2 separate regions of the Homo sapiens genome follow, and region 2 is linked to region 1. The links are chromatin loops, found by intact Hi-C in ENCODE. Cell type or tissue: right lobe of liver. All regions are shown on one strand. Each heading gives the region's core, and the rest is flanking DNA. Links, peaks and the distances in the headings are about the cores only.

Region 1 (12,224 bases), core at 2,432-10,431:
CACTGGCCATCATCTGTGTGTTCCCAGAAGGTCGCGGTGTTTCCACAGTTGAGTCCATGGCGGGAGGTCCTAGCCCGTGTTCGGACGTCAGTGGTGCCAGCGGTGTGGCCACATGCCCCTCCCTAGAAGAGAGCCATGCCTTAAGTTACCCTTGAGTGGTGCTTCTGCCCAAATGCTGTGACCTCTTCTTTCCAGGAGTGATCGTGCCCTGCCAGTGATGCCTCTGTTGCTGGGCAGGCCCCACCACATGAAGTATGGGGGCTTTCCTTGCAGCCTCCCTGGTCACAGCTCACCTCCCATGACATGTGAAGTGTCATGGGAGGTGACTCTGCTCTTCTTCTGGGCTTCCTGGGGCATAGTCCCCAACTCACACTCCTAGCCCCCTGCCCCATTGCCATGGACAGACCCATTCCCTACACGGTGTGTCTCCCTCTTTGTTATGGAGTGCATGGTTGTGTCCCCCCAGATGCGATGTTGAAATCCTAACCCCCAAAGTGATGATATTAGGAAGTGGGGCCTTTGGGAGGTGACTAGGTCACGAGGGTGGAGCCCTCACGAATGAGATTAGTGCCCTCTAAAAGGGGCCCCAGAGAGCTCTCTCACCCTCTTTCTACCATGTGAGGACACAATGAGACGACAGCTGTCTGCAGCCCAGGAGAGGGCCTTCCCCAGAACCTGACCATGTTGGCAACCTGACTTCCAGCTTCCCGGACTTGTAGAAGTAAAGCTGGGCTATCTGTAGGCTGCCCAGGCTTTGGAAATTTGTCATGGCAGCAGCAACTCACTAAGGCGCTGCATGCTCTCAGCCGGTGACTCTGCCTTGGCCCCTCAGACCCTGCCCCATCCTCATGGATCTGTCCTGCCGCTGCCCCTGCCCCTGCTGGGGGCCTAGAACCCTTTGTCCCCAGCCTGTGCCCTCTCCTGGGCTGTGGCCCTGAGGTCTATAAAGGACACATGAGGGGGCGGTAGACAAGAATATGGTTGGTGGGGAGTAAGGAAGCTGTTCTTGATTTGGGTACTTTGACCCTAGCCCATAGATTTCTTTCAAATCCTTCAGCTTTTCAGTTGCACAAGAACAATTTACTAAAACTTTTGTAAAACGTAAAAAAAAAAATTTTTTGGCTTCCTCTTTTTCCCCAACCCATAAACCCTGAAGGAGGCAAAACAAAACAAAATAAAACAAACAAAAACAACACAACTAAACCAAAACAAAGAACAACACATCAGTGAAACTCAGGTAGTTAGGGACCTTAAAAAGCAGGCCTGGTGTCAGGAGAGGACACCGGTTCCCACAGCCGGCTGCACCTATACCCAAGGCCTGCATCCATCCAGTGTCCCCAGCTGCCTTGGTGGAGAGCTGCCCTCGGCCTCTGCTTCCCCAGAGCTCTGCCTGCCTGGGCATCCTCTGAGGGCGTGCGGGAACCGGAATCACTTCCAGATCTACGCTTTTCAAGGAGTTGAGGTTGAACTTTTCTGAACAGTTCATCTAGCCAACATTAGGAACAAAACGGTATATGTGGTGCTTGCAGGGAATTGTATATAATCTGCTTAAGGGAACTCACTGAGACCCTGGAAATTTCCTCCTCCCATCCCTGAATATGTGCCTCCAGTCAGCAATTCTTGGCTGCACACGAGGCTGTCTGAGCCACAAGGTCTGGGCCAGCTTTCATTCTGGGATGTATGGATGGAACCCAGGATAGGGAATAGTATGGGATTTTAAAACAGCAGGCTGTGTGCCCCTCCTGGGGACAGTCCTCCTGCACATGGCAGCCTTCTCTGAGTCACGGCCCCCCTCCAACTCTCCTCCCTGACAACACACACCTCAGTTTCCTTATTTGTAGAATTGTTCACGGAGCAATTGTGAGGGGTGAAAATGCAGTTTGTAAGAAGGTTTCCTTGCTCCACGAGGGGAATATGATTTATTAACATGTGAATGGCCCCATCCCCTGTGGAATAAAGAGAATTTTGACCTCCCTGGCTCGGCTTCACCCTTTCTGTTCCCCCAGCCCCAAGGAGAGCCCTCTATTTGCCAGCTGGGTTTCAAGGGTTTTTATGATGCAGATTTGGGAGACAGAGCACAAAGAGAGAGGTCTCTAGAGGGCAAGAGAGGGAGGAGGGCTCCTCCTGGCTGGGTGAGTTCCAGGGCTCCCCTTTGTTGCACAGAAATATGGAGAATGGGTAAAGCAGAAAGGAAACAAAAAAAGAAGCCAGGAGGCCAAGTCTAGCTGCATCAGAAAGAGCCGGGGGAGAGGGCGCTGTCAGAGAGAGAAAGAGCCCTGCGACGGGGCCAGGACAAGTTTTTGTAAGTGTTGGGATGAGAGAAAGACGACAGGGGCATCAGAGAGGGGAGAACTGGGGAGAGAAGACAGTGAGGGCTTCACAGAGACCTTGCTGGAACTATGAAAGGCATCTCCTAAAACGTTTTTCTCCAAAGCTGGCAACAAGGATTGGGACTCCTTCTCAACTCTCTGGTTGCTGGACTGCTGTTTCTTTGCATGTGACTCAGCGCTGTGCCTGGACATGTGGGCCTTGGGGTTTATCTGGGTTACAGACCCATTATTCCACTTGTTCCCTGGTCTCCTCATCAAACCCTGAGCCCCTGTTGTTTCTCTAGCATGGTGGCTGCTCATGCTCCAGGAATGGTGGCTGCAGAGACCTGGCAGACACATGCCTGGTGGTGGGGCCAGACCAGCCCAGGGAACAATTCCATTCGGTGCGTGGTGAGCGTCCTGTCAGGGCAAACACGGGGGTTGTTCTCAGAAGAGGGGACTTGCCAGCAGGTCCTGAAGGACAATGATATATTGTCAGTCAACCGAAGAACAGAGGCAGGAAGGAGATGCACTGGCATTCCTGGCCTGAGGGAACCGCATGTGCAAAGGCCCAGGGGCAAGAACATGGGTGGCGAGTTTGTAAAAACCCCAGCATGACTGAAGCTCTGAGTTCAAAGTCCCGTGCAGTGACAGCAGCGAGCCTGGGTTTTATTTTGTTTTGTTTTGTTTTGTTTTGAGACAAAATTTTGCTCTTGTCACCCAGGCTGGAGTGCAGTGGTGCCATCTCGGCTCACTGCAACCTCCGTCTCCCAGGTTCAAGTGATTCTCCTGCCTCAGCCTCCTGAGTAGCTGGGATTACAGGTCTGAGCCACCACGCCTGGCTAGTCTTTTGTATTTTCAGCAGAGGTGGGGGTTTCACCATGTTGGCCAGGCTGGTCTCAAACTCCTGACCTCGGGTGATGGGTGAGGAGCCCACTCTGCTCAGATGTGAGGCTTCATTCCTGCAGGTGCCCATGTCGAGCCCAGACACAGGTGTGCGTGTGTGTGCGGATGTGCATGCATGTGTTCCAGCTCCGGGAGCTCGGGGTCAGGGAAGGGACACTGAGGCAGGCTCCCTCGCATGTACATTGACTCCTTCCCCACCTCTTTCCCCCCACTCCATGTTCCTGGAGAAGCAGAGATGACAGGAGCAGACCCATGAAGAGCAGGCCGCCCACGGCTGAGTGAGGACCGAAGCTGCAGAAACAGCTGGAGGGAAATCAATTTGTTCTTTGCTACAGTCAGACATAAACCAATTAGAGCAGACCCAACGGGGGCCCTCGGTGTTCGGAGAAGTGAACATGAGTCTGGCCAATCCAGGCCTGTTAATCCCTGCTTGTACCTTCCAGCTGCCTGCAAGATAAAGGCCAGCTTTGCGGGAAGGTGGCCAAAGCCTCCTCCAGCTGCTCGCTGTCGCCCCTCTAGTGTCAGAGTTCACCACGGACCCTCCTCACCCGAATCCAGACGCAGGAGTGATTTTAGGGGGCCTTGGGGCCCATCCTCATGTGAGTCCTCTCCTTGTGAGCCCTCCCATCGCCCTGAGGGCCCGGAACTGGCCACCCTCCCAGCACACCTGTCCCCAGGTCTCTCCTGCACCCCTGCGGGGGTAGAAGCCATGCTGTCTTCCTTTAGCCAGGGGGCTCCAGTGAAGGGCACGCAGCCCCCTGTGTAGGCCAACGCCTCTGGGCTTCATTTTCACATCACACCAGCCCCAGAGGAACGCCAGGGGTCAAAAAGACAGCGCTCAGGAGAGACGCCTACAGCAGGACGCTGGGCAGAGGCTCAGGAGCTGGGGCTGTCCTGGTGAGAGGCTTGCTGGGCACAGGCTGCCTGGGGCCACGTCGAACCCATCAGGGACAGAGACAGGAGTACCCCAGGACCCTAGCCTGGCACCCAGTGGGTGTCCCCTCTCTTAAGGTGGTACTGGGGACTGATAGTGAAACTGCTACCCCCTCTGACCACAAAGTTCCCTCTTGCCCCTTTGGGCCCCACCCACACCAGCTGTATCTTGGCCAGGGAGTCTGCAGAATCCGCTCACCCCTGCTGACTCCTGGCGGCTGCCCAGGGTGTGAGCCTTCCCCACAAGGGCCCCCCGGGGGCCGTGGGACCCTGTTTTCCAGGAAACAGCATCTCAGCATCTCCAGGCTGAGACGGGCCCCAGGTCGTGACTGAGAGCTGAATTCCTGGAACTGGTCTTCCAAGGAGTGGGGGTGGGGGATGTCAGTTAGGGGTGGGCGGCTGCGGAGGGGCCTCTTTGCCTCCTCTGGATGCCTGGCCTGGTAGGCCTTGGCAAGCGACCTCAGAGCTCTCCTGTGTCTGTATGTGGACGCCTCCGCCTCTGACCCCCTTCCTGCACCTTCAGCACAACACACGCCTGCCCCTGGTTTCTGGGGTGCCAAGTGGGTGCTCCTGATCCAGGGCTGCACAGCTGCTGCCCCCGCACTTCCTGAGCGACCCCCACTGGCCCTCCTGGGGCTGACGCCCAGGCTGGGCCTCACTTTCTCAGTTGAGCGGGAAGACGTCACATCAGCCAGTAACAGGACTCTGCATGTAAGGGTTCAAGGTGCCGTGGCGTTGCCAAGGGGAACGTGAGCTTCTGGCAGAGGTGGCTGCTTAGTGGAGGGTACAGGGCTGGCCTTGAAGGGAGGGGGAGGAAAGGGCACAGCAGCAGCAGGGGTGAGGGAGAGAGTGTGGCACTGCCTGGCCTGGGGTGGCCAAGACCTGAGGTCGGCAAGGTCGTGGAAGGAGAGTCCTGCACGCCAAGTTAAGGGGGCATGGATTTTCACGTAAAGGTCACGGGATCCACTGAGAAGGTTGGGTGGGGGTGACACATCAGCTTTCAGCCTGGAAAACCTAGGGAGGAGAGACACAGGGGGGTGCAGAGAGGCCAGGGGGAAGCTGCCTAGGGGGTCCAGGGACAAACAGCTGGGCCTAGCCTGACCCAGAAGCCTGATGCAGCCAGAAGCATGGCCACCCGCTAGGCCTGTCCATAGTCCTGGGAGGGGGCAGCTGGACCACGAGCACCCCTTGCTCCCCATTTTGTGCTGAGTGAGCTCTGCCTCTTTATGCCAAGGACAAGGTGCCCCTCCTCCAGTCTGCCACACACCGTGGTGGGCAGAGGGGTCCCAGGCTGGATTCCAGCCCAAACCACTCTCCCGTTCCAGGGACCAGCTGCAGGCCACAAAGTACACAGTGCGTGTTGTGGCCTTGGCCTGGCACAGACTCAGAGCCCGCCCACAGGCCAGAGTCCCAGGGAAGTCAGTTTCATCTCCGCATAGGGCATAACTTTCTAGTAATCTCTGTTGACCAAGAAGAGACAGGGGCAGAGTCAGGGTTGGGACAAAGCTCGGGGGGGCCTGTCACAGACAGACTCACAGACAGGCACACCCAGGGACAGGCAGACCCACAGACAGGCACACTTAGGGACAGGCCAACCCACAGACAGGGGCACCCAGGGACAGTCAGACCAACGAACAGGTGCACACAGGGGCGGGCCGACCCACAGGCAGGCGCACCCAGGGGCAGGCCGACCCACAGAGAGGTGCACCCAGGGAGAGGCAGGCCCACAGACAGGCGCACCTAGAGACAAGCAGACCCACAGATAGGCGCACCCAGGGACAGGCGGGCCCACATACAGGCGCACCCAGAGACAGGCGGACCCCAGACAGGTGCACCCAGGGACAGGCAGACCCACAGACAGACGCACCCAGGGGTGGGAGGCACATAGGGAGGGACAACCACAAGGCGGGGGCCAACCCTCCTGGGGAGATGCGTGCACCCGCAGACCTGTGCCGAAAGACAGAAGGATGTGCACCTCAAGTCAGACAGCATGTGCCCACACACGCTTGCACACGCATACACTCAGAGGATGCCCAGTCACACGGCCCCGTGCGGCTCCCAAGCCCCGGACAATCTGGGCAGGTTTGTATCGGGGAGAGATGTCGAAGGTGGAGGAGGACAGGGTAAGGTTTCTTGCCCTCCAGTCCACAAACCATCAGCCCTGGAGAGCGTTCTGCGTGCCTGCAAAAGGGCAGCAGGAAGAAATAATAGATGAGAACAACAAAGAGCCGTGAAGGCATCGAAACACCAGCTTCGAGGGAGCCGCTTGAGAGAGCAGCCCTCGGGAAGGCTCCCCCACCATGTCGCCTGTTGCTGGGGATGAAACCAACTTGGGGTCAGATGGAGGGGGCTCCATGGGAGGGAGAGCCCAGGGAGAAGCAGGTCGGGGCAGGAGTCTCGGCCTGATACCCATTGGCCCTCCCTGGACACCGCAGGCCGGGGACGCTGTGCAGACCACCCTGTAGGGGCGTCAGACACAGAGCAGCTTACGCGGAGGCCTCTCTCAGAATGGCCGCAGCAGGTCACACAGTTAGTGTCTCAAAGCCCTGCAGAGCTCTGAATGCAGGTTTGGGGACTGGAGATGACCTTCGAGGCTGGCCCCTGAGTGAGGGGAACAGCAGTGCTGGATTCAGGAAAATCTCCCCGGGAACCCAAGTGGGGAGCACAGACTCAAGAGGGAGCGACCAGAGCCCCGGCCGTCCATCCATGGTGGTGTGAGGGGAAAGGGAGGGGAACCAGATGGGGCCACATGGGCCATCTTGTGGGATAATATTTCAAAGACAAATCTCCATTGCTGACCGCAGCGTTTCTCAAAATTCAAGCACTGGAGGACCCCGGAGAACGGAGCTGCAGAACCGCCGGGTCTGTGCGAACCGCGGGGTCTGTGCGAACCGCGGGGTCTGTGAGAACCGCGGGGTCTGTGCCGCCTGGTGGGGAGCGCTGAGCGCTGATTGGTGTTTGGGAGGATGTCTCTCAGCTAGGATTCAGCCTTGCAGAAGGGAAGTGTGATGTCTGGGCAAAGGATTCAGCACAGGCGCTATCCCAAATATGCATTGCCTGTGGCCCAGTCTCCGCCCGAGGCGTCCTCAGAGAAACACAGTCAATCCGAGGAACAAGGTGACAAAGTAACTCCCGTCTGCCGGTGTCCCTGGAGGAGCCCCCAGGGCTCTGGCTCCCAGCCCACCAATTCCTTCAAACAACTTCCTTTTCTTGCCAGGAATTTCACATTTCTCAACGCCTCTGGGGCCTCACAGCCCCCACCCCATCTCACTGGTTGCCCCCCAGCCCTCTGGGAGGCCAAGTCCTCGTGGCCTTAGATCTGGGTCTCTCTCCATCCTGACTTCCCTCCAGGAGAGGGGTCTCGGGGTCCAGGCCTCACCCACCGACGGTCCAGGCCACTCATTTCCTGGGCCTTCCTTGCTCTCTGCAGAAAGACACAGAGGGCCCAGCAACTGCGTTTCACTGTTTCTCTCTCTAAAAAATGAAAAATAAAAATAAAAAACTTAAAATTCATGGGGAACTTCAGGTAAATAAAATAACCAGCGTCATTCTGGTGAATGTGTGTGGCGTCTGCCAGCGTGCTCACGTCAAGACGATGCCTCTATGGTGCAGACTCACGTCTGTGGAGCCCCAGGCTTCAGGGCCAGAGCCTGGGAAGCCTCCTAGGCTGACTCCCAAGGCCCCCTGTGCCCTGCAGCTCTGCCTTCTGCCCACTGGGAGTTCCCCAGGACTGCCCAGCAGCTCACATTGGCCTCTGTGTGCAGTCTTCTCTGTCTAGAATGCTCCCTGCTCCCCAAAGCCCACTTGCCTGGCAAGCGCTTTCCACTGTCCGGCAGCCCTCCCTGGCCCTCCCCTGCCCTTGCCCAGAGACCTTGGCCCTGGTCTCCCTCTGGGCAGCTCCTCCCTTCCTTGCGTGCTCCTGGGTAGCTATCCCCTCGCTCCTCCCCTAGGTGTAACATCTTCACGGCTGTCCGTCTCTAAACACGAGCCTCCAGACTACGGATACGTCTGGGTTCTCATCCCAGCTAAGCTATTATTACCTTCCTGTACAACAGGAAAGGTTCCCTTGTCCCTCTCGCAGGGCGTGCGATGGGGATGTGACTCGCTCCATCAGTGCCCTGCTGCCCAAACCTCTAGGGGAGCACACAGAGGGCAGGTCATGGGGGTCCGACCCCATGGCCGCGTCTAGGGGTGAATGTTTACAGCTGAAACCCCAGTGGGTGTGTGTTACAGGTACTCTCTTAGTTTGCCTTTGTTAACCAGCTCAATTAGACCCTCCACCTTGAGGCAAGGACAGAGGGCTTTGTGCATCCAGGGTTCTTGCCTTGGTGTACTGGAAGAATTGAATCACACCTGGGCTTGGAGAATAAGTGTAACGTTTTATTGAGTTTTATTAAGGTTTTATTGAGTTTTATTTATAGCTCTCAGCCCATGGGGGAGCCAGAAGGGAGACGGTTTTCCCCTGGAGTTGGGCTGCTGGCGGCCCCGGCTCTCCCCTGACTGCCCCAGCCAAACTCCGACTCGTCCCTCTGGTTCAAGGGCCTGCGGGTGTGCCGGGGCTTGTCGCTGTGCTCTCCCGCCGACGTGCCCCCTCCGCAGCCTCGCCCCCTCCGCAGCCTCGCCCCCCCCCCGCAGCCTCGCCCCCCCCGCAGCCTCGCCCCCCCCGCAGCCTCGCCCCCTCCGCAGCCTCGCCCCCCACCCCGCAGCCTCGCCCCCCCCGCAGCCTCGCCCCCCCCCGCAGCCTCGCCCCCCCCCGCAGCCTCGCCCCCTCCGCAGCCTCGCCCCCTCCGCAGCCTCGCCCCCTCCGCAGCCTCGCCCCCTCCGCAGCCTCTCCATGACCAGACCAGCCGCTTGGTGTCTCCTTCCGCGGCCGATGTGCTCTTCTCCTCCTCTGGCCCGCTAGTGTCTTGAGGGTTTGTATAGGCCCAGGATGGAGGCGAGGCAGTCCAGGGTGGTCTTGGTAAATGCAGCATATGGGCAGGAAATGCCTGTCCTCATCTAGGTCCGTGGGGGTGGAGCCCCGGCCAGGGATCCGCCTTTCTCTACCCAGCACTTCCCTTCCCTGCTTCCGTATCGTTTAAAGGGACCACGCTCTTCCCTTCCCAGCACTCCTGTATCATTTGTGCCTGCTTCCAAGTCTGTGAAATGGGGATAGAGGTGTGATTGTGGATAAGATGGGGTCACCCCAAGGAAGGGCTCAGCGAGGACAAGGGCACAGGGAGGGTGTGAGGACCTCATCCCATGCAGGGACTTGCAGGTGTGTGAGCCTTGGCCCTTTCTGAGGCTGAGCTGACCATCAGTGCCCTGTCTAGGGCACCATGCCTAGGCCTGGGCTGTGGTGGTGCCCACCCTAACCTGTGCAGGTGCCTCACCCTGCTGTCTCGAACAAGCTGGAAAGCTCCAGAACCACAGCCTGAGCATTGCACCCTAGGTGACCACTAGGTCCAAGGACCAGGCCAAGGGAGAGGACAGAGCTGCTGCAGGGCCACAGAGACCTGGTGTGAGGCTGGGTCATGGATGAGATTTGGGCCCTCATCTATGAAGTGGGCCTCTGGAGCCACTGTGCTCAGTGTGGGAGGATTGAACAGGACCATGTATATAAACCTCCTATCAGGACTGGGCACATAGCAGGTGCTCAGGAAAGGCACGAGTACCTGCCTCACCCTGCAGGTGGGCACAGTGCCCAGCCAGGTTTACAAGGTTGTCTGCCTGTAGCTCACTCTCACCTTGCAGCCTCTGCCATTTGGATGCGTGCCCTCAGCTTTCACGGGGGGCAGTTACAAGAAGCAGTTTTATGAGACTCATCACCGCATTTGCTGTCCAGATGCTGTTGGGGACATTATCCATTTTTCATTTCAGGGCCACCTAGATGGAGCCTCATGAGAAAAGCATCTTTCAGAGCCAAAGCTAGAAAAAGCTTTGCACCTTCCAGAGCACTGAATGACTGCTGTCTTTGACAGAGCCTTTTCCTAACACTGGTGTGCAAAGACACTGCTCTGCTCAGCTCATGGGACGGTCTCCAGGATGATGACAGTGGCCCCATACATTTTCCCCTGGGGTCTCACATATTCTCTGTGTGCCCTGATGGATAGAGAGTTGGGAAATCTTATTCTAAGGGATTGTGAAGACAACTGAACTAATCTTATTTCCCTTTTCATTTTGGCTTCCAGGAATCTCAGAGACAAATTCAAAACTTCAGACAAATCCACTCTACAGGACCTATTGGCCTGTATATTTGTGTTTTACTTTTCTCTTTGCTGTTCAGTTCTTCTCATGTATATTTACTCTTACCTGGGACCTTTTGTGTGTTTGTGTTTCACTTAGTTTTGCTATATCGTGCCTGTAGGCTGAGGTGTTCCTTCATGAAGTGAGACAGAGTTTGAGTAAATGTTTACATGTGTCAAGCATGAAACAGACCCCAAACCCCACACAGCCCACAAGTCCCAGGAGCCAACCCTATGCCTTCCCCTCCTCCTGTATTCCTCCTCCATGAGCCTCTGCATGTTCAGAACCTACCTTGGATGCCATGGCCTTTAGACAGCAAATCCTCCTAGCAAGAGCACACAGACCTACTCTCAGGGTCACACTTCTGATTCAGGATTTCAGAGTTCCAGGAGACACCTGGCCCTGGTCCTTCCTTCTAGGGAATGTCGAGGCCAAGAGGGTGGGTGGCAGGTCCCAGGTCACAGAGTGTGGTGGTGGCCTGGCCTTGAAGCTGGCTTTCCTCACTTTCACCCACACGGGTCACGCACCAGCTAATCCACCCCCAGCTTCCAAACAAGGCGATTGTCTCTGGGGTGGAAGATTCCATATAAACATGAGATTAATTTTGTATTATTATTGACTGAGTGTCAGTTGCCTTGGCTGGAGGTTTTGGGGTCAGGATGAAAACTGGATGCTTTTGCCCACCAAACCTTTCAACAATGTGGGAAACACCACCCCACAACCAGACCACCAGACCTCCCTGCGGAGCTGGCAAACACCGCCGCCAGGGCCAAGGGAAATGGCAAAGTCAGAGAGGCATGACTTGGTTTGTGAGGAGGAGAGGAAAAGGGCCTTTCAAAACAAAGCTTGGGACAGCCCATCGGGCCTCTTTCTCCTTGCCTAGCAGAATTCTTGGTGACATGTTGCCAGCGTTCAAGCACAGTGCACACACATGAATGCCTGCATACACATGCCCACATACACATGCCCACACATGTGCCCCCCCACAGGCAGGTACGCACACAGTCACGCACACACAGACGTGAGCATATGCACTCGCACACACACACACGGTCACGTGCATACATCCGTACACACATTCTTGTAAGTGCACACACACACGCTCACATGTAAGCACGCACACACACATGAACACACAAGTGCCCCCACACACAGTGCTGTCTAGTGCTAGCCTCGGTTCCTTTCTGTGCCATCGCCCATGATTAATGTGGATGCTTTCATGAATGTGTTTTCTCTCGGCGCCGGGCCTGTGCTTAGCCCGCGTAAAGCAGTGCTCTCAGGCCCAGGAGCTGGGGTCTGGTTAAAGCGGTGCCTCGCTGTCAAAAAATGTTGGCAGCTGGAGAGCAGAGTTTGCAAAGGCCAAGAGGAGACGTGTGGCAAAATGAGGGTGCACAGTGCACCCTGGGCCTCAGGGGCTTCCTGAAAACCTGCCCTTCCTCAGGCCCCAAGGGCCCACGGCACAGACCACTCCACCCCGCACCATTCCTCCCCACACTGCTCCTTCCCGCGCATTCTTGCTCCTGCCCCGGCGGGCTGTTTGCAAAAGGTGCTGGCAGGCGTTTCCCCAGGAAGGCCAGGGCCTCCTGCATGCGCCTCTGCGGCCCCCTCCACGTGCCAAGCCACCAGGCCTCCCGCCTCCCTAAGCCCACCCAGACGGGGGCTGAGTCTTGGTGAGCAAGATTGATGGCACAGGATCAGAGCCAAGGGGAGGCTCCTGCCAGCCGGAGGCCTGGGGAACTGAAAACATGGCCTCAACAGCATCTCGGGACCGAGGAGCTCAGAGGAGCATGGGGAATGAAAACCTCAGTTTTGGTTACTCTCTTAATAATCCAGGGCCCTCGGAGACGGTGG
Region 2 (12,224 bases), core at 1,918-9,917, 380 kb before region 1:
CGAATGTGGGACCCCAGCCCCTCTCCAGCTCGAAATCGTAAGTGGCTGGAGTGTAAAGAACACACATGTGGCCTTGCTGCTGAGGGTGGGGCCAGCTGCCCGGAGCACACCGCCAGGCGGACCTCGTGGAGGGGCTGGCGGGCACTGGCCGGGGGTCTGTGCACCGGGAGGTGGGTGCCCATCGAGTCAAGCCAAGTGCAGACCTGGGGGCTCCTGTTTTCTAAGACAGGAGCCCCCTGCCTCCTTGTGTTGTCTCTGTGGCAAAAGAATTCTATAGGCGGGCTTCAAATGTCGGACCCCAAAAGAATTTCTTCTTTTTCACTCTTCTAAATGAATGGCTCTTTCATTATTGAGTCTCCCTTTGGCTCTTGTGCCGCAGGGCAGACTAGGATGGAAGTGCCCTGTGAGCTGGGGGGCCCTTCAAAGGGCCAAGGAGAAAACGCAGGCCGAGGGACCAGCCTTCCAAATGGGCTTCAAGCTCCAATGACCTCCGCTCGCCCCCTCGAAATGTCTGGAAAACATAATGGGCAGATTTTCTGTCTTCAAAGTTTCCGGCTAAACCTCTTCAAGTTCTTTATTGTTTGGGACTGAGACACTCAGCCATGTTAATGGGTAGTTTCTTTTGTATTTGCCTTGAAAGGCCAAAATATTTTTATATTGCCACAGACAAAGCCACCTATTTAAAAATGAACTCCATGTCCGTCGTTTCCCACCAGGAGACTATGTACCATGTGTGTGTCTCTATGTATTCTGGGGTCTTGAAACAGGTTTCTCATGGGGATGGTCATTCACCACGGTCCAGAGGGGCAGAACAGGCGGCGCTTGCCTTGCCCAGGGGGCCTGGGGAACGTGGGCCCTCATCTCAGATCTGCCCCCAGTATGTTTAGGACGCGAGCCCCAGAAGGATCTGGGAGTAAACTTAACATTCACTGTGTCTCTGCTCTGCATCCGCCATTTGTGTGTGTTTCTGGACTGTGGGCTGTGTGTACCTTGGTTGGTGACTCAGTGAGAAGAAGCAGGAATGCCAAAGATACTGTGAATGTTCTGAGTTTTGTTGCTGTTGTTGTTGAGAGGTTGTTTCACTGGTATCTATTGCATTGTATAATAAATGACCAGATGAATGAATGAGTGAAGCAAGAGAGAATGAATAAACAAGTAAATAGGTAAAGAAGTAAGCAAGCCAGGATGAGAGTGTGTGTACACAAGACCATGGTTCATCCGCTTTGATGGCTAGGCAATCAATATATAAATAGAAAAAAACCAGTGAATCACTAAGTAATAGGGCAACACACAAAGCGATATCAGGTGATTATGGACTAAGGGGTATGTGTAACTCAAATATATGCCTCTGACATTTGACAATGAAAAAGAACCTAAATGAAAGAAAGAATGGATGTATGAGTAGTGAAGTGCAGAATGAGACATAGATTTTGAGGCCCGTCAAAATGAAAAGATGCAAGTTAGGGAACAAGTGATCAAAAGGGAGAAGGGAAAGGTTTTTTTTAAAAAACCAAAACAACAAAGAAAGGTTAAAAAAAAAAACAGACTAGAGGATGAGTAATGAGTAACTCTGTAAGGAGGACCATGTCAGACTATTGTAAGCTAAGCATTAGGACTGATACAAATAATATATGCTCCTGGCATAGAAAAATAAACCACAGAGAACGAGTTCAAAGAATAGCAAAGAAAGAAAGAGGACCCAGTGGGCGAAAGATGAGAGTGTACTTTTACCAAAAGTTATCTAAGCCTGAGCACTTGAAGTCTGCACATAAATAAATAAATGACAAAAGAAAGAAAAAAAGGCCAAAAAGTCTACATTGCGTGTGTGGATGGATGAATGAGCAGTGGGAGTGCAGCGCCAGGTGACAAGATGTTGTGAGGGGTTTTGAGTCATCCAGTCCTGGGCACTGAGGTCTGTTAGATGAAAGGATATGAGAAAGGTAATATTGGTAAATAAAGAAATAGGAAACAATGTAACAAATGTTAAGTACAGAAATACATTAATGGGTGGTAAATAAAGATGTAAAAGAAGGCAATGCGATCGATGGTGGCAAAAGATCATCACAGATTAAGGGCTATGGCTGGTCCACTTCTAGAAAACCACAGGCTGTCCATTAAATAATGAACATCTAAGTGAACAAGTCAGTGAGTACCTAAATAGACAAGGATGAGGTGAATGAGAAGACATGGCCCCATGGGTCCTCCTGATGAGGGTGTTGGGGTCCCCCCTGGGCACCCCAGCTGCATGAAAATGAAGGACAGGAGGTATGGAAAGCTATGACAGAAGAGAGAAAGGAACGGTAAAAAGAAATAACAACCAAATGGATAAATGGGTAGATCCACGAGAAGAGTTAGGCTAGGACTTGTCATAAGGGCACCTGACTCCACTAATAGAGGAATAAATGCCTAATAAAAAGAGAGCAAGCAGGAAGGAAGGATGCTATGAATGCAGGAAGGAAGTAATGAGTGAGACGTGGAACCGCACGGCCAAGGATGGACGTTTGCGGGTGGCTTTTTGATGCGTACAGCCAAGCCACTCCATGGCAATGAGCTCCGAAGACAAAGTGCAAGAGAGAATGAGTGAGAGAGTGAGAGAGAGAGAAACAATAAAAAATGGGAAGAAATGTAAAAAGGAAGAAAGGAAGAGAGGTAATATATTAAGGAATAAATACATGCATGCAGATTTAAGACAGAGCCATGCTAGAACAGGAATGAAAGGCTGTGTGAACCAAGCAGACCGCTTAATTGGCACCAGTGCTGCTGGTATGGTCAATCACCTACTCAACTAAGGAACGGCTCAAAGCATACACATGGGAGGGAGGAGTGGGGCCACAGAGAGAGGGCCCATTAGTTGCAGATTACGATGTATCCAGTTAGGTGCACCTGCCTTCGAGAAGTGTAAAAATAAGTATTTACATAGAAAGAAAGACTGAATGGATGCACGGTGAATGCATGAATGATTGAACGACAGAAAAGATTTGCATTGACCGATGAGGAGGGCATTGTAGACAGGGATGAGGGTCATTGATCCTGGGTGCAGATCTCCAAAAGAATGACAGAAAGAAAGAGGGAGTGGTGGAAAGAAACAATAGGATGGGAAAAAATGAAAATAGAAAAAAGGAAGTGAAAGAGATAATAAATAATTAGATCAAATAAGTTGATGAAAGGGGACTGGTTTAGCACAAGCCATCCACATTAATTCAAACCTGTGGCTCTGAAGTTTGTTTTTTAAATGACCACAAGTGTAAGACTGAATGAAAGAATAAATGCGTGCATTCCATAGGATGCAAGAAAAGGAGTGAGGAATGGGAAAATTGGAAGAACGAGAGAGGGAGAGATGTAAGAAAAGAAAGGAAAAGTGAAGTAGGCATATGAAAGAAAAGGCACTTCTTGGACAAGCACTGAAATATAATGAGACAGTTTTACCCATTAAATATAATAAACAGTAAACGTTGAGGTTCATCAATAAAAGCACAGATACCTGAATAGAGGAGTGACCTGAATAGAATTCGTTCAGCCGAACGAATGAGAATGGATGATTTTCACTATCCTGTGCACTCAAGGCCCAAAAGAGAAAGCAAGAGAGGAGAGAATATGGAAACGTATGACAGGATGTATATAAGCAATACAAACATATTGAATGAATAAATAAAGACATAAATATGTGGGAGAGTGGACCACGCAAGGACAAAAAGAGGAGAGAAGGCAGCAAGAATTATGACTAATTCAAAACTGGGTTCCTGAGATAGTTAAATAAATCCTGCACCAAATCCCCAGGGGGAGAAATTAACAAACAAAAGACAGCCCCACACGGACCAGTGTGCAGAAGGCTCCAGGAACCGCAGATTATGGTTAATCCAATTCTGTGCACCTGAGGTCCATAAATAAAAGAATAAGTATTGAAATGAAAGAATGACAGAAAGAATGAATGGACACATGAACGACTGAATTAGAAATGGAAATGCCTGGCACAGCCAGGAAGGAGCTGCCCATGGGATTGTCATTCATCTCACTCTGGGCACCTGAGGTCCATAAGCGTGAAAAGAGGCAGGAAGAGAAGTGTCAGGGAGTCAAAGATAGAGCTAAGGAAAGGCAAAAATGAAACTAAATGAAAGCGAAAGGGAAAATAAAGAAAAACCAATAAAAAAGAGAACGAATACGTGGGTGTATCTGTAAGAGTAGGATCTGTTAGGATTAGTCATAAGACTGTCAGTAATCCTGAAGATGGATGAGATAATCCAGGCCCAGGTTCCCAGGGGGAGGGAAAATGGAGAAAATATAAAAAGATGTGAAAAAGGAAAAAGGAAAGGTAATAAACAAACAACCAAAGTGATAAATGGATAGTTAAGGGAGGTTGTCTGAACAGGGATTATAATTAGTTTACATACATACTCCTTAAACAGATAAATACATTACACCTTTCAAAGAATAAATGAAAAATAGAGAGACATACCTGGCTCCAAAACAAGGCTGTATCTTCTGCCACTGTAATAAAATAGATGCAATTGAGGTTCATAAATAAAAGAATAAATACTTAAACGTGAAAGGTGACTAAATGCGGGGAAGAAAGATTGCAAATAAATACATGGGCCAAAGATGTTTGGTTTGCCCATGGAGTTTTAATTAAAAAAATTAATAAGGAAAACAAATACCCAAAATAAGGAAGACTGACAAATGAGTGAGTGGATGAGAGAGTGAATGGTGCTTGACGTAGGAGCAGTAGTGCTTTAGGGACCAGCATGAAGGTGGTGACCGGGAGCCCTGATTCATGGGATTCTGTCCACCTGACTTTATAAGAACCAAGAATGGCTGGGAATGGTGGCTCACGCCTGTAATCCCAGCACTTTGGGAGGCCGAGGTGGGCGGATCATGAGGTCAGGAGTTTGAGACCAGCCAGTTTGAGATCAGCCTGGCCAACATGGTGAAATTCCATCTCTACTAAAAAAATACAAAAATTATGGGCGTGGTGGCACCTGTCTGTAATCCTAGCTACTCGGGAGGCTGAGAGAGGAGAATTGCTTGAACCCGGGAGGTGGAGGTTGTAGTGAGCCAAGATTGCACCACTGCACTCCAGCCTGGGCTACAGAGCAAGACACTATCTTAGATCAAAAAAGAAAAAAAAAAAAAGAAGGAGAAAGAACCAGAGAAACATAAGGAAGAGTGAGAGGAAGAAAGAAAGATGCAATTTGGGAAGAAATGAAAAAGAAATGAATAAAGAATAAAATAATGTAACGGTCAATAAATAGGACTTGTGAATGGAGGCCTTTAGGCCAAAGGCTATGATTAATTTCAAGCTATGTTACTGAAGTCCATAAACAAAGGACTCAGATCTAAATGGATGAACGAATGACTGGAAGAAAGGGTGGTAGGAAGGTAGGAAGAAAGGAAGGAGGGAAAAAGGGAAGAGAGGAAGGAACCTTCTTTCCAGTCCTGTGTTCTAGACAGTGGAATGAAGTGGTCCCCAGGGAGGGTGGCTGTAGGCATGTCATGTGCTTGTCACATGCACTTGCCCTGGCAGGGAGGAGCTGGCTCAGGAAGACCCTGGTCTTGGGGTGCTGTTGCCCTATCTTGGCTGTGTGGGCCATTTCACTGCATCTGTCTCTTCCTCAGTTTCCCCATCTGTAAACCTGGAGTGGCACCAGCTGCCTACTAGAGTTGATCTTATGTGTCTCTGTTGATGGTACCCCATCTATGGCCTGGATAGGCAGGAAGGGCTTGGACCCTGAGCCCCGCAGAAGGTTGCATGAACGAGTGGTGTGAAGCCTGTTGGGTAGCTTGGCCACTCCCGCGGCATGGGTCACCTGCACAGGAGGTTTTGCCCACCAGGGGGCAGCAGAGGGTCAGGGAGCAATAGGCCCTGGGTGGAGCATGGGCCCCGCCTGCTGTGTGCCACCCTGGGTGTGGCACCTACTCACATCCAGGGGTTGGTGCAGGGAAAGGCCAGAAGGTGGCCAGGCGCACCTGAGAAGGGGGACCCAGAAGCCCCGGGACCCAGGAGCCCTGGGCAAGCCACCAGAAACCTTGTTCTTGCAACTCTCTGCAGTGTGCCCAGGCCACCCTCTGGCCTGGTCTTCCATGGGGCAGGGCGCCCACCCTTCTCAACTCAGGTTTCCCTGGGCAGCAGGTGCACCTCAGCACCCCTGGGGTTGCAGAAGTGGTCCGGGGACCCTGGCTTCCTTGACATGCCATCCCCAGAGCCTGGTTCAAGGCCTCTCTGTCTTCTCGGCTGTTTCACGACGTGTTTTGTAACTTGGCGGGATTGCGTTTCGCTGTGTCGAGGTTGTCTCTTCTCTGACTCGCCCTCCGGGGGACTGCCGGGGTAAATCTGGAGAGTTGCTCGTGCTGACAGTCCTCCCCCAGGGCCTCCCCGGTTCTGTTGAGTCTCCTTTCTCTGTAGTGGAGGAAATGTGTGTAGTTTTGTGTTGTGTGCCTGTGTTTGTCTGTAAAAGCAAGGACCAAAGTCTCCCTTGTTGACCTCTCAATTCCTATTTGGGACATATAAAAACACTGGATTCTTAACAAGCGCCCGGAGCAGTAGGAGCACAGCTTGGATGGACTCAGGACTTGTGGCAGGGAGCACGTGGGAGGCAGGGGAGTGGGGTGGGGCCAGGCCATCTGGAGTGGGAGGCGTCATGCTCAGAGTGACTCTGTAGACGCTGGGTGGGATGGGGAGTGCGGGCGCAGGCATGGATGGGGCTGTTAGCTAGTGTGATGCTTGAGGTCTGAGCTGATGGCAGCAAAGTGGGGTGCTCAGGAATCAAAGCTATGGGGTTATAGACAGGATATGAAGGAGGGAGGGAGGCAAGAAGAAGGGGGTGGTTCCCACGCTTCTAGCTCCGGCCGAGTGGATGGCAACAGCATTTGGAAGGCGGAGGACATGGAATTCATGTGTCAGGAGCCACCTTCCGAGCCTCCAGTACCACGTGTCAGGGCCACATGAGCTGGGCCTCGTGGGCCTGATGTGGTGCTGGGGCCTCAGGGGTCTGCTCTTCTTCTCTTTCAGAATCTGGGGCTCCAGGCTATGCCTTGGCTGGACTGAGGTCTGGGGGTGCACTTATTATCCCTGGGGACACCTGCTGAAGCTTCTCCCTGACAAGCTGTGTCACTGTTGGATGAGGATGGGGCGGGAGGGGTTCAGGGCAGAAGAAGACCGGGAGGGTCTTTCAAAAGAACTCATGTACGGCTGTTAAAAAAAGTCAGCAGAGGCTCAGGAAGACTTAAAGTGTGCAGAAGGCGGGGAAGGGAGGGCCCATTGCATGCACCAAGAGGAAATTGGAAGGAACAAGCGACGTTGGCTGCTAGGAGAGCCTGCTCCCAACATCTAGGGGCTGTCCTGACGGGTCACAGTGGGTCGAACTGAGCCAATGAGAGCAGCTCTGGGGAGACCCACTGGTGCCCTGGAGGCTGGGTGGGTTTGGGTTGGATGAATTCTGTGTGTCCTTTTGGAAATGTGGAGGCCATGAGGGGGGATCAGGGCTCTTAGGGTTTTGACCCTTAAGAGTTTTGTATCTGTAATTCAAAGGTTCTTTAGTTCTGGGATGCTGAGATTCGGGATAGGGTTCCTAATGGCACAAAAGCCAGAGATAAAACATCCTTCACGTGCTCCCTACCCGGTTCTTTCTGTACCAGACCCACAAGGTCCGAGTTGGGATCCTAGTGCTCCTGTCTGGTCAGGGCCTATCTTTATGTGTTCGTTAAACTTTTAACAATGAGAATTAATTCTGTCTCTTGACATTGTCATTTGCATGCTCCCCACACACAAATCCTTTCCTGGTGACACCAGGAGCTACAACTCTCCTTGGCCTCCTCTTGTGACTCCCAACTCCCTCCTTGGGAAGCTTGGCCTCAGGACCTCTGGGATAGACAGGCCACGAATCCTGCTGTGTCCCGTTGTGTTCCTAATATAAATGGTGTGGATGGCACTTGACCTAGAGCAGTGGGAAATGCATGCACCACTCAACATTCTGACATGTCACCCATTTTACATTCTTACAGGCATACTTTTTTTAAAAAAAGAGTGTCTATTCTTTAATGAGCATCCCTTCTTTAAAAAAACCTAATTGCCATTATTCACCACATACACTTTTTTTTTTTTGTATCCTGCCTCTTCTATTTAATTTTCTGTCATCAACATTTTCCCTTGTTCCATGAATCTTCATAACCTCACTTGCTGCGTTGTGCCTTGTTGAGTGGCTATGGCATCATTCACAGAACCATTCTGTTATTCTTATGTATAACCACCTTTTAAAAATATTATGAATAATGCCACAACTAACTGCTTAAAACACCCTTTTTTTCATTCTTAAGAATTATGTTCTTCCACCCAGAAATTATCATTGCTTCACTACAGATCAGTTTCCCCTGCTAGACTGTGAGCCCCATAAGGGCAAGGAGCTTATTGAATTGGCCTTTGTATCTCTGATGCCCAACATGTTGTAGACTATAAATAAATGATGAATGAGTGGATGGAAGAATGGAGGAAGGAGCGAGTGAGTGAGTGTTTGGCTGATGGATAAGAGGGTGGAAGGATAGGCGGAAGGATGGATTGGTGAATGAATGAATGAATTTCCTTTGGTTAAGTCTCTTGAAAGAAAGGCTATGGATCTTTGTATGGATGTTGAATAATTTCAGTAAGCTTACAGCATTTTACAATGTTCAGCAATGTATGACCACTTAATTAAGATATGGCTAGTTTGTCTCTGTTATAAAGTACTTTTGCATTACTTTAACTTGCATTGCTTTAATTACTAATGATGGGTGAACACTTTGACCTATGTTTGTTAACAAATTGTATTTTATCTTCTGTGAACTGTTTGTCCAAGTCCTTTGGGTCATGGCTTTCTGAAGAGACTGGTCCCAGATGTCCTTGGGATGTAGGGAGCCCATAGCTCACTGGAGGCATTCAAGGAACCAGCCAGGCAGCCCTCAGAGAAAGTAGTGTTTAGGAGATTCTCATGGTGTGGGGTTGGCCTAGGTGGCCTTTCAGGTCTGTTTGATGTTAGGATTTGCTTCTCCCTGGGAAGTGGGTGATGGGGAAAAAGACACCTTCCATTGGCAGGTGTAGACACTGCAGGCTGGACCTCCTGGGTGTGCTTGTGGACTCCGATCTTGCCCTTGATAAAACCCCTGTGGGACAGGAATAGCTCTTTGAACCTCCAAGGTCCAGACAGCCACATCCTAGCACCCTGTACAATCAGTTAGTGGCCTTCCCACCAGCGCAGTCACTCATTCCTATTAGATCCCGATGAAGCCAGGCCCTGGGGTTTCCATTTTCCCACCTCTTAGGGGAATTGGGTTCCCCGCGTCCTGTGATATGTCAGCAAATGTCCTCAGCCCTGGCCTGCACATGTGGCCTCAGTGGTGGTCTTTGGGGTTTAACTGACGAATGGAACATTTTGGATCAGGACTGATGGGAGAATCTCCTTTCATTTTTCTTCACCTGGGGCAATTACATTCTAAGGAGCGGAATAAAGGGCATGTTCTGCCCAAAGCATCAGGGCTCACAGGTCAGTCACAGCCATTTAGGGAGGGCATGTCACCCAAGGAGGGCTCGCCCTTCTTTCCAGAGCATCCTCCGCTCTCAGCAGAGCTGCTTCTGCCCACCCATCCCTCTACTATAGCACTGAGCACTGTTTGCCCGTGTCAGAATCCCTCACCCACATGTTTAGCTTGGTATCCGAGTTTGGGAGGCCGGCAATGACTTTCAACATGAATTGCTCCATCTACCCATCCATGCATTTGGCCTACTTATCTTGACCCCGTGCTTTTGGCCTTTTCTTCTCCTGAAAGCAAACCCTTTCATTTTGGGTGGGCTGTGTAGCGCCATGGGCTGTGGTTATGAAGCAAACACCCTTTCTTGTAGCTGCCTCCTCCGGGGTTACTGCCCTGAGCACGTCCCAGCTGGATCTCGTCTGCCACTGTCACCCATAGCTTCTTCCCCATGGTGCTTTCCATGTGTCACACACCACGACTGTGACCCAGGGTCGGGGTCAAGAGTAGCCTGGGGCCAAGCCCTCCCACCCATGAGCGGAGAAGTCCTCCCCAGGCCTCACCTTGCCTGGCGCATGGTCCCTCCCATGAGCTTTGCTTTCAGCCTTTCAGCTTCCTCCACAGGGTGGCAGTGGTTGTAACTCATCCATTCATCCCTTCATCCCTTCATTCATTCACTCACAGCCAACAGACGTTTTTAAAAAATTAGCCAGTGCTATACTAGAGCTGGCTCCCAAGGACCCGCTGCCGCATTGCCTTTTGAAACAAAACAATGAACACGTTGGTAAAGGGGCCGTGCTTGTGTGTCGGTGACAAGGCGAGATCCCTGAGTCAGGTCAGGCTTGTAGATTCGAGTTCTGTTGCGAGTTTGATTGCCCCTCTGACTTTGTCCCCTGTACAACTAGGTTGATTAGGAATCAGCCAACTGTGTTCCCTGGGTGCTCAGAAATCACAGCCCATATCCTCGAGAGGCCAAAATGAGAGCCAGGGGGTTCCAAGATGAGTGGCTGCTTCTGGCCGGGAGCAGGTTTTCAAGTCATTAGAACACTCTGGCCTTTCCTGGAGGTGATCTTGGAGCCATTCCTGCCCCTTTCAAGAGGAGTTAATGCCCAGCTCTGTTTAGAGAAAATTGGGGGAGATGATTGCTCATGTGGGTGATAAGAATCACCTCCCGTGCAGGGGTCTGCATAGAACACTCCATAGGCAAACCTGGGTGTCCAAGGCACGTGGCATTTTGCAAACTCTGGGTGCAGCTCCGAGCTGTCCTGCAGGTCCCAGACCAGGTGAGAACTCCCTGAGTTCCTGCTGCCTGGGTCGGGGGTGAGGCATAGGTCTTGGGGGTTCAACCTGGAATTCTGAATGTCATTCATTGCATTGGAGAGGAAGGAGAGTAGGCAAAGCCAAGACCCTGGAACTGGACAAACTCGTGTGGTTTAAAGTCACTGTGAGAGCTGGAGTTGAGTCTGCCTACGGGGGAGGACTGCGGCACCTACCTCGCAGGGCTGTTGTGAGGAGCAATGTAACCGTGATTTTGAACTGTGATTCTGGAAGGGCGGTGTGCGTGTCCCCGGGGGTGTGCCAGGGGAGTGAGGAGAAAAGGCCAGGGAGACAGCCTCACTCAGGCAGCTGAGTGGGAGAGCATTTATCTCTAAACCTGGAGGGGTATATGGTGGGACAGGAGGAATTTGGGCAGGAACTTTCATGCTAGGGGTTTGGGGGACTCGCTGGACAATGCCCCTGGACCCCCCGGGGGTACGCGTTCACGCTCACCTCTGAGAGGCTGGAAACGCCTGGCTGTGCTTTCTGAATGCTGTGTGCTTCCTGCCTCTGTGCCTGGCCTGTGTGCAGCACCTACTTGTGTCCGCCTTCAAAAGGCCCTTCTGGGTGGCGTCCTTTTCCCCAAAATATTAGGCACCAGCCATCAAAGATACTGCATTGTTGCCTCCCCCACCCCTCCCCCCAACTGACAACATTTGGGCTCAAATGCAGCAGGCTGGGTGCCCAACACAGTGCCTGGCGAGTGGTAGCGCTTACGTTTCTTTTCTGTTGAATGGATGGATAGCTAATGAAATTGTAACCAATGACAAGCCTTGATGTTTATAACCTTTACTAAGAGATTATTATTTTGCTCTTCATGGACCTGTTAACAACCACCATATTGTATCTTACGGACGTTTGTATGCCACGTTTGAAGAGCAGGAGCCTTGTTTCGGCGTCATGTTGATGGAACTTGAGCTGTCTGATGCGAATCTGTGTTTTATGTTAGAAAGCGCGTAGCCTTAGGATCTGGCAGACCCAGGGGCCACTTAATTAACCCTTTGCCTCTTTGACCCTCAATCTCCTTTTCTCTAAGCCATAGGTCACCTGAAAGCCTACCTCACAGGGCTGTTGTGAGGGCCGAGGGTGGGTGTGTTTCAACAGTGTGCAGATGCTGGCTTTCCCTGGGAATGGGCATATGTTGGGATTTGTCTTGAAAGCATGAGTGATGGCTTTACTAGTCCTAAGTGAATAAAAAGTCAGCCCTGACCTTACGCTGGGATTGCATTTCCCACAGTCAGTGGCATGTGCAGACCACTGGCAGAGCAGCCTGCAGGTGCTTAGCGATGTGGGCCCAGAGTAAATATTTGTTTGATTGATGAGTGATGGCTTTTTCCTTCCTCAGAGTTTGCCCTGCCCCCCATTCCAACGTGGGCTGCTGCTTCTCCCCAGCGGGTTGTAGCTGGCAGGGCCGTTGT

What was found. Peaks named below come from ENCODE experiments on the same cell type or tissue, not always from the same donor. Only the 100,000 strongest peaks of a DNase experiment are listed, where the experiment ranks them.
Region 2: it touches region 1 in a loop (2.6-fold over the local background); 21 of 110 quality-filtered maps call a loop at or near these places.

Annotation. Positions count from the first base shown.
Region 1 is chr14:101,221,196-101,233,419 of GRCh38, forward strand. No RefSeq gene overlaps it. Among named protein-coding and RNA genes, the nearest start is that of LINC02285, 110 kb to the left of the region's middle. RefSeq lists enhancers at 350-1,126, 11,200-11,846. In right lobe of liver, for the core only: no CTCF peak of the experiment used is centred there; a DNase peak (open chromatin) is centred at 5,546.
Region 2 is chr14:100,845,497-100,857,720 of GRCh38, forward strand. It overlaps MEG3 (maternally expressed 3), which reads left to right. Exons shown (of 10, transcript NR_190993.1): 9 at 1-37. MIR770 (microRNA 770) reads left to right here and starts at 6,894; the gene lies at 6,894-6,991. RefSeq lists an enhancer at 9,462-9,963. In right lobe of liver, for the core only: a CTCF peak has its summit at 5,826 (motif pointing right); a DNase peak (open chromatin) is centred at 5,825.